Linked DNA regions of Homo sapiens: region 2 is linked to region 1. A link is an interaction called in ENCODE POLR2A ChIA-PET data of the cell type or tissue named here. Cell type or tissue: PC-9. All regions are shown on one strand. Each heading gives the region's core, and the rest is flanking DNA. Links, peaks and the distances in the headings are about the cores only. Region 1 has its middle 130 kb from the start of EVX1-AS. Region 2 has its middle 7.4 kb from the start of EVX1-AS.

The links. Peaks named below come from ENCODE experiments on the same cell type or tissue, not always from the same donor. Only the 100,000 strongest peaks of a DNase experiment are listed, where the experiment ranks them.
Region 2: POLR2A ChIA-PET joins it to region 1 with 7 read pairs; 3 of 35 experiments call an interaction of 5 or more read pairs at or near these places.

What each region holds. Positions count from the first base shown.
Region 1 is chr7:27,370,323-27,374,718 of GRCh38, forward strand. No RefSeq gene overlaps it. Among named protein-coding and RNA genes, the nearest start is that of EVX1-AS, 130 kb to the left of the region's middle. In PC-9, for the core only: no CTCF peak of the experiment used is centred there; a DNase peak (open chromatin) is centred at 2,199.
Region 2 is chr7:27,252,431-27,256,826 of GRCh38, forward strand. No RefSeq gene overlaps it. Among named protein-coding and RNA genes, the nearest start is that of EVX1-AS, 7.4 kb to the left of the region's middle. In PC-9, for the core only: no CTCF peak of the experiment used is centred there; a DNase peak (open chromatin) is centred at 2,371.

The sequences.
Region 1 (4,396 bases), core at 196-4,195:
CCCTGTCTCTACTAAAAATACAAAATTAGCTGGGTGTGGTAGTACACACCTGTAAACCCAGCTACTTGGGAGGCTGAGGCAGGAGAATCGCTTGAACCCAGGAGGCAGAGGTTGCAGTGAGCCGAGATCGCTCCGTTGCACTCCAGCCTGGGCATCTCAAAAAAAAAAAAAGAAGAAAAGAAAATTCTAGTACAATATTTGCATGGCATTCTGAAGTAAATTGGGGAGCTTCAATATGGGGCTTGGTGAAAATTACTATCTTTATGATACATAATTATAATAAAAGTAAAATACAAAGTATTGAGAAAGATATGACACATTGAATTTGTATAAAACTTCCAAATAAAACCTTTTCAGGTTGTAACACAAGAAACCTGAGCTTGCTTCTAGAGACACATATTTTTCTATTTCAGGTTTTATGTTGAAATAGCTACACTGAACTCTTGATCAAGACTTTTCTTTCAATGATGATTTCTTCAAATTCTTTATAGTCACCAGAGGAGAACTTTATTCTTAAAATAGGTGATAAAAATAATTAAATTGGCCAGGTGCGGTGGCTAACACCTGTAATCCCAGCACCTTGGGAGGCCAAGGTGGGCGGATCACAAGGTCAGGAGTTTGAGACCAGCCTGGCCAACATGGTGAAACCCCGTCTCTACTAAAAATACAAAAATTAGCTGCGTGTGGTGGCACACGCCTGTAGTCTCAGCTACTTGGGAGGCTGAGGCAGAAGAATCGCTTGAATCTGGGAGGCGGAGGTTGCAGTGAGCCAAGATCCTGCCACTGCACCCAGCCTGGGTGACAGAGCGAGACTTAGTCTCAAAAAAAAAAAAAAATTAGCTGGGCGTGGTGGTGTGCACCTGTAATCTCAGCTACTTGGGAGGCTGAGGCAGAGGAATTGCTTGAATCAGGAAGGTGGAGGTTGCAGTGAGCCGAGATCACGCCGCTGCATTCCAGCCTGGGCGACAGAGCGAGACTCCATCTCAAAAAAAAAAAAAAATTTTTTTAAACCATTTTTACAACCATTTGAACATTTTCTGCAGTTGCAAATCTATTTAAAAAATTAATAGGTCTTCTTTTTCTTTCACTGACAAATATAACAGTGAAATTTCTTTTATTAATGAAAGTGGATTTCAAACTCATTTGAACTTTTTCATAACAGGTCTTTCAAAATCATGACACTGTTCTAATGTACATATGAAATGGTAAAGTGGGTATTATTACCTAGCCAAGATGCCGGTACAAAGGCACCTCAGGTACAAGTGGACAGAGGTGTACGGTATAGATGAAAAAAATGCCTCCTGGATGAGCCCTTCCAGAGCCCTGTATTCAGTCTCCATTTTGCCCCTCTGTTTAATAATTGCACTTGGGACATAAACTCCCCCAGCAGCTCCATAGGTCCTTGTCTTCCAAGGGCATGGTGTGATCCATAGCCACCTGCTTGGGGAATCACCCTTTCCCCATGCTTAATAGGTTACTCAATAGGTTACTCTAGAACAGTGGTTTTCTGAGTGTATTCCCCAGACCAGAAGCAAGAGCATCATCTGGGAGCTAGTTAGAAATGCAAATTCTGGGGTCTTACCCTAGACCTATTGAATCAGAAACTCGGGGTGGGCCCAGCCTGTGTGTCACAAGCCCTCCAGGTGATTCTAATGCGCCCTCAAGTTTGAGGGCTATAGTTGCAAACACTGAAGACAGATGTTGCTCATCATGCCCAACTATACATGCCCTGTTAGTCCTCACTCCAACCGTGGACTGAGAGGATTGCGATCTTGTGGTTAGCTTGTGTCTTACTCCATTTGTGTTGCTATAAAAGAATACTTGAGGCTGGGTACTTTATTGAGAAATTTTGGCTCAAGTTCTGCAGGCTGTAGGATAACGGTATCAGCACCTGCTTCTGGTGAGGGCCTCAGGAATCTTCCACTCATGGCGGAAGGCAAAAGGGAGCAGGCATTACATGGTGAGGGAGGAAGGAAGATTGAGGGGCAGGGTCAGAATCTTTTAATAATCAGTTCTCAGGGGAACTGAGAGAGTGAGAACTCACTCACTACCACGAAGACAGCACCAGGCCATTCATGAAGGATCTGCCCCCATGATCCAAACACCTCCCACTAGGCCCCACCTCCAACATTGGGGATCAGATTTCAACTCGAGGTTTGGAGGGGACAAACATCTAAACTATATCAAACTGTGACTCATCCAAGGCACACAGTCTCTGCTCCAAAGCAAGGGTGCAGCTCCACCTCTTGCCTCTGGCAGTTTTGAATGAAATAGCTGAAAGCAGAAAGCAGGACAGAACAACAGCCAGGGGAGGAAGGCCTGAGGCAGCCACCCATGGGATAGTTAGGGCCCATTGTATGTTTCCTTGGCTGTGGAAGTCATATTTCCCTTAGCATTGTTTAAAGTTGTCCAAGATTGATAATGGTGACAAGCCTGCCTCTGTCCCCATCAGAACTCCAGAGAGCAGGAGTAGCCGATCTCAGCCATTGGTGCCACCCACACGGGAAATGAGAGCACTTCCTCTTTTACACACACACACACACACACACACACACACACACACACACACACATCATTAGCAGTTATGGTTGGGCACTGTCTCACAAGATCTCACCTCCTATAGGGCTTGTCCCTTTGTTCATGAGGAAAGATGGGACCAGAATGCTGTGGGATGCAAAATCAATTCATTAGATCACAGGGTGCCTGGAAAGTGGTGTTAGATTTTTGACTTTAGAGAGAGGGTCTAGCAGACACTCAACCACTTACCAGATGTCCCTGAGTCTACTGCTCAAAGTCAAGACAGTCTTTCCTTCCAGGGTAACACTTTTGGTAGTCAATAAAATGTGCATGACAGCAGAGGGTGGCACTGGTCCTAAGGAAGAATTTACACTGGGCTTTGTCTCTCCCCTCTGGTGTGTTTGTTTCTTACCCTTGGAGGGTGATTTAGGATGGAGAGCTGAGAGGGTACCCAAGAGCCAAGGGGCATCATTTTCCATTCCATTCCTCACCAGCTGGACAAAATAGTACTATGCCTTGATATTGTGGTACTGACTACCCTATAGCATTTGATGCTTAAAAAGCATTTTCACATACTGGATCTTTGGAGTCTCCCTAGGACAGTAGTATGAAGGAGAATTTGAACCTCAGCATAAGTGACTTGCCCACGGGAATATGTTTGATTTGTGCAAGTGGAGATCTGAACACAAAGTATCTGGATCTAAGCACTGTCCTCTTCTTGCCCCAAAACAAGACCTCCTTGCCGCTTCACCTTGCTCATCCTCAGCAGGTCAGGGTCAGTTTCTTTCCTACAGACTTTAATGACGAAACTTTCTGAGACTTGCTTTGTCTAAGAAAACCATCTCATGTTGTTAAACATCTTCAGGCTTGGGAAATTCTTCTTATATTGGACTAACATCCTTGCTTTAAAAATCGTAAGTAAGCCCATTTTTTCTCTTTCCTTCCTGGTAAAAAGTGGGGTATAGTAATAACAACAACTAAATTTATCGAGCATCACTATATTCTAGGCATGCTTCCTCAACTTCATGAGGAAAGTACTATTATAACCCCATTTTATAGATAAGGAAAACCCCATTTTATAGATAAGGAAAAACGAGGCATAAGATGTTAAGAACTGGTATAACTGGCCCAAGATGGAAAAAAACAGAGGCGTAGGATGTTAAATAACTTGTCAGAGTTAAAATGGCTAATGAGTGATTATGTAGGGATTTGAGCCCAGGTGGTTTGACTCCAGAATCTATGTGCCTGATTCCAGGACCATGTTGACTTTAAGTAAAAAAAAAAGAGATCCCTGATAACTTGCTTTCTTTGTGTATCTCAGTGTAATTCCTTCATTCTCTCTCAAAATAAATCCAGCTGCTTTTGTAGTTTTCCCCAGGTGTTACTTACCATTCAGTTAATCTCTTTTTTCCCCCCTGTTAGCTGCACTTCAGCAGTAAACACATTTGGGAGGCTGTTCTAACATTCTTTTACTCCTGGGTTATTACTTCCACTGTGGCAAAACTGTTATACCAAATTTGGGTGTAGATCTCCCTTAGGAAGTTTTTCCAGGTCCTGCTTCTACATGACCAACAGGAATCTCCACTCCTGTTTCCTCCAGGCAACACACTTCAAAGTTCACATTAGACAGACTCAGCTAACCATTATTCTTGAGGCTGCTATAAAATTTCCCAATGTAATCAGTACGAAAGATTTCTATCATTTTGCATAATTTTAGGTTAATTTACATGAAGTAATTAAAATAAAGACAAACTAAAGTCTAAACTGTCGGTTGAACCTGTTTTGTTGTTGTTGTTTTGATTTGTTTTTTGAGAAAGGGTCTTGCTGTGTATCTCAGGCTGCAAGCTGGAGTGCACTGGTGCAATTATGGCTCACTGCA
Region 2 (4,396 bases), core at 87-4,086, 120 kb before region 1:
GAAGTAAGTGAGGTGAACTCAGAACAGAGAAGCGGGAACGATCGTTTGATGTGCCGAGCCGGAAAAAGAGAGGAGAGGGAGAGGCTCCCAGCGAGCGCGGAGACAGAGGAGCCCACGCGGCACAGCACGAGCCCTACTCTTGCCCGCGTAGAGGTGTGTGTGTGTGTGTGTGTGTGTGTGTGTGTGTGTGTGTGTGTGTGTTTTCCTCTGTATTTCTGTGTTTGAAACAAAAGCCCAACTAACGGATTCCTGGTGCTCTGAGGACTCACTCCCGGGAGCGACTTTGATGTATTGCTGTCCAATTAGTGCCTTTAATTGGTGTCCTCGGAGACAGGCAGGCCCGGAGCTGGGACAGAGCCTCCTCTCGCCTCTCCTGCACACTGGAAAGGTAAAATTTATAACACACTGTGGCCACCCCTTGGGAGAGCGAAAGAGAGTGGGAGGCAGGGAAGAAAGGGAGAGATGCAGCTGTTTGCAGAGGACGGAGCCTCCAGCCCCGGGGGTCGTGGGGAAGGGCCCAGACCACCGGGTTCGACTCAGTTTTCTGTGTAAGAGGGTTCGGGCCGGCTGAGTCGCTGAGGATTATGAATTTGCTCGCAGAAAGGCCTAGGGAGCTCTCATTGTCTGTACAAACCCACCCCATGTGGTCTACCATCTCGTTAATAATGGCTGTTTGTTAACAAGGATGCGGAGGTTAAATAATCCGGGTGGAAGATTAAACACGTCTCATCAAGGCGCTTGGAAGCCGCGCGGTGCAGAGACCTGCGCTGGAGCCGCCTGGCTCACTGGAGCCTGGAGGGAGATGGGAGCACAGTCTGCAAGGAGCCCCGGGGTAGAAGAGGAGGCAAGGTCTAGTCTCCCTCTTCAGGGTGTCCTGCTATGCCAGGACAGGTCTAACTCTTCCACATGTCAAACAGAAAATCCACATAGAAGTCAGCCCCAATGAGGTGTGGAGGTCAAACCCTCGGAGTAGTTGGCTGGAGGGCAGACATGGAGCATCTGGGGTCTGAACCAAAGGCCCCCTTTTGAGGAGGGGTGGCCATCCCCTGCCTCCCAGTCCTTACATGTCATGCATCTGGCAATTTGTGCCTACATGGGATTAGCATTGGATTAGAAGACAGAAGATGTGGTTTCTAGTCTGGGTTCTGCCCCTAAATCACTGTAGAATTTTTATTACATTATTCTCCCAGCTTCATTTTTCTACTGTGTAAGAGAAAGGAGATGGGGCTTGATGTAGATGATGTACAGCATTTCTTCTTTTGTCCAGCTTCCCACCAGAGTTAGGGAACTGAACACCTTATAAGATGCTCTGTCTCCCCTAAACCTTGCAGGATGCAGTCAAAAAGAATTTTATTTAGCAAATATCTGAGGGCCTACTCTGCACCAGTCATGGTGCAGTATGTATTTTTTAACTGAGAGCAGAATATCAGTTCATATTCCCCTGTTATTCTCAAATATAATGTTTTATAACAAAAGATGAAAGAGAAAGAACTTCAAAGAGAATAGAATAGGATGGGTATGTATGTACAGGGTAGAGAAACTATGGAGGTAAAGGTAAAGGCATTGACAAAAGCTGTGAAGAACTTGTTGAACTGGCAAGGAAGTCAGTGGATAAATACTGCAGAAGTAGCTCCTTAACAGAGATACTATGTAGGAGAGTAGAGAGAAGGTCCCCTCCTGAATCCTGGTGATTTGGCAGAGAACAAAAGGGTAAGGGTTGCAGAATTTGACTAGGAGGCCCAAGTTGTATGCATCTAATATTGCCAATTTTTGGTTTATATATTCTTTCAGTAGTTGGAATTTCTCTCTCTCTCTCTCTCTCTCTTTTTCTTTTTGAGATGGGGTCTTGCTCTGTTGCTCAGGCTGGAGTGCAGTGGCCCCATCAAGGCTCACTGCAGCCTTAAACTCCCAGGCTCAAGTGATCCTCTCATCTCAGTCTCCCGAGTAGCAAGGGCCACAGGCATATGCCACCATGCCTGGATAATTTTTTTTTTTGGTTGAGGGGTACAGATGGGGTCTTGCTGTGTTACCCAGGCTGGTCTCAAGCTTCTAGGCTCAATGAACCCTCCCACCCTGGTGTCCCAAAGTGTTGAGATTACAGGAATGAGCCACTGTGCCCGGCCTAGGAAGTTTACTCTTTAGCTAATTTTGAAACATTACTTTCTGAATCCACCAATCAGGAAACTCGGCTGCTAGGCTGGGACTCTTCAAGCTTCTGGGTGATGGGCATTTAGCCTCAAGGAAGGCAATGATGCTTAAATCACTAAACCATGTCTCAGTTTCTGTGAGTCAGGAATCTAGTGAGCTTAGCTGTGTGTCCCTGGCTCCAGGCTATTCCACTGGGGTTGTGGTCTTATCTAAAGACTCAGCTGGGTGAGGATATGTTCCGGGCTCACTCATGTGGTTGTTTGGCAGGATTCAGTTCCTTGCTGGTGGGCTATTTGGCTGAAGGCCTCAGTTCCTTCTTGGTGGTTGGCCAGAGGTTTCTCTGTTCCTTACCATATGAGCCTCTCTATAGGGTAGCTTATAAAGTGGCAGCTGTCTTTCCTCAGACTGAGTAAGCAAGAGTGAGAGTGGAGGGGGGAGAAAGCACCCAAGACAGAAGCTACACTCTTTTGGTCATCTAATCTTGGAAGTGACTTTCCATCACTATGCCATATTATATTTGTTAGAAGTGAGTCACTAGATCCAGCCCACACTAAAGGAAAGGGGATTACAGAAGGCATCAAATCCAGGAGGCAGGGATCACTGGGGACTGTCTTAGAGGCTGCTGCCCAGACCCCTTTTATATAACAGCTCTGAGGCTTATATGGTTTTATATTTATGAAGAGCTTAGGACAGCACCTGTTTGCTCTGATCATCAGCATGAGTGATCCTTCTGATCCAATGGAGCACCCATTTCTTCATCTAGACCCTCCTATGTCAACAGTTCTAATTTTTTCCTGCAAAGCCCTGTAAAAGAGTGTAGGAAAGGCAAGACAGTAACTGCTGCAAGGAAAGAGGCTGAGGAAACAGAATAGAAAGGGGATAGGATGGGAGATCCTGAAAAACTCTGGGGGAGGGTGCCTAGAGACAAAAGGGAAAGTAGGAGACCCTTGTCTCCTATGGTGGGCTTTACACTTTTTTTTTTTTTTGAGACAATGACTTGCTCTGTCACCCAGAACCCAGGCTGGAGTATAGTGGTGTGATCTCCAATCACTGCAACCTTCACCTTCAGAGCTCAAGCAATCCTCCTGCCTCAGCCTCCTAAGTAGCTGGGACTACAGGCATGTGCCACCACACTCAACTAGTTCATATATATATATATATGTACGTATATATATATATATGTATATATATATATATATATATATAGAGAGAGAGAGAGAGAGAGAGAGAGTATGTATATATGTATATTGGTAGAGACCAGGTTTTGCCATGTTGCCCAGGCTGGTCTTGAACTCCTAGGCTCAAGTGATTCGCCCACTTCAGCCTCCCAAAGTGCTGGGACTACAAGCATAAGCCACTGTGCCTGGCCAGCTTTACACTGTTTAGAGTATTTCCACATACATGATCATATTGATTCTCACCACAGCTATGTGAAATAAAAATTGTTATTTCTATTTTAGAGATGAAGGGGAGGCCAGGTGCAGTGGCTCATGCCTGTAATCCCAGCACTTTGGGAGGCTGAGGTGGGCGGACCGCCTGAGGTTGGGAGTTTGGGACCAGCCTGACCAACATGGAGAAACCCTGTCTCTATTAAAAATACAAAATTAGCCAGGCATGGTGGCGCATGCCTATAATCCCAGCTACTCGGGAGGCTGAGGCAGAAGAATTACTTGAACCCGGGAGGCGGAGGTTGTGGTGAGCCGAGATTGTGCCATTGCACTCCAGCCTGGGCAACAACAGCAAAACTCCGTCTCAAAAAAAAAAAAAAAAAGAGATGAAGTGGAAAGCCCAGAAAGGTCATACAGCTATTAAGTAGGGAATCGAAGACTCCAGTCCGGGCTGTCTTACCCTATGCCCTTGAATCTTTCTGTTGCAGTCTGACTTAGCTGCCCAACTTCTTTCCCATGAAGTTACAGCTTCAGCTGGAGTCATGGAAAGCCATATGGCATGAATATAATGCTGTGGGGGCGATATGTCAGATACTGGGTTAGGGCTTCTAGCCCTGCCTGGCCCAGAAAGTAAAATCAACTTAGCTAAAAGCTGACTCAAAAATGGGAAACCAGGGCCAGAAACGATGGCTCATGCCTGTGATCCCAGCACTTTAGGAGGTTGAGGTGGGTGGATCCCTTAAGCTCAGGAGATCGAAACCAGCCTGGTCAACATAGTGAGACCTCATTTCTACTGAAAATAAAAATAAAAAAATAAGTCAAGCATGGTAGTGTGTGCCTGTAGTTAAAGCTACTCAGGA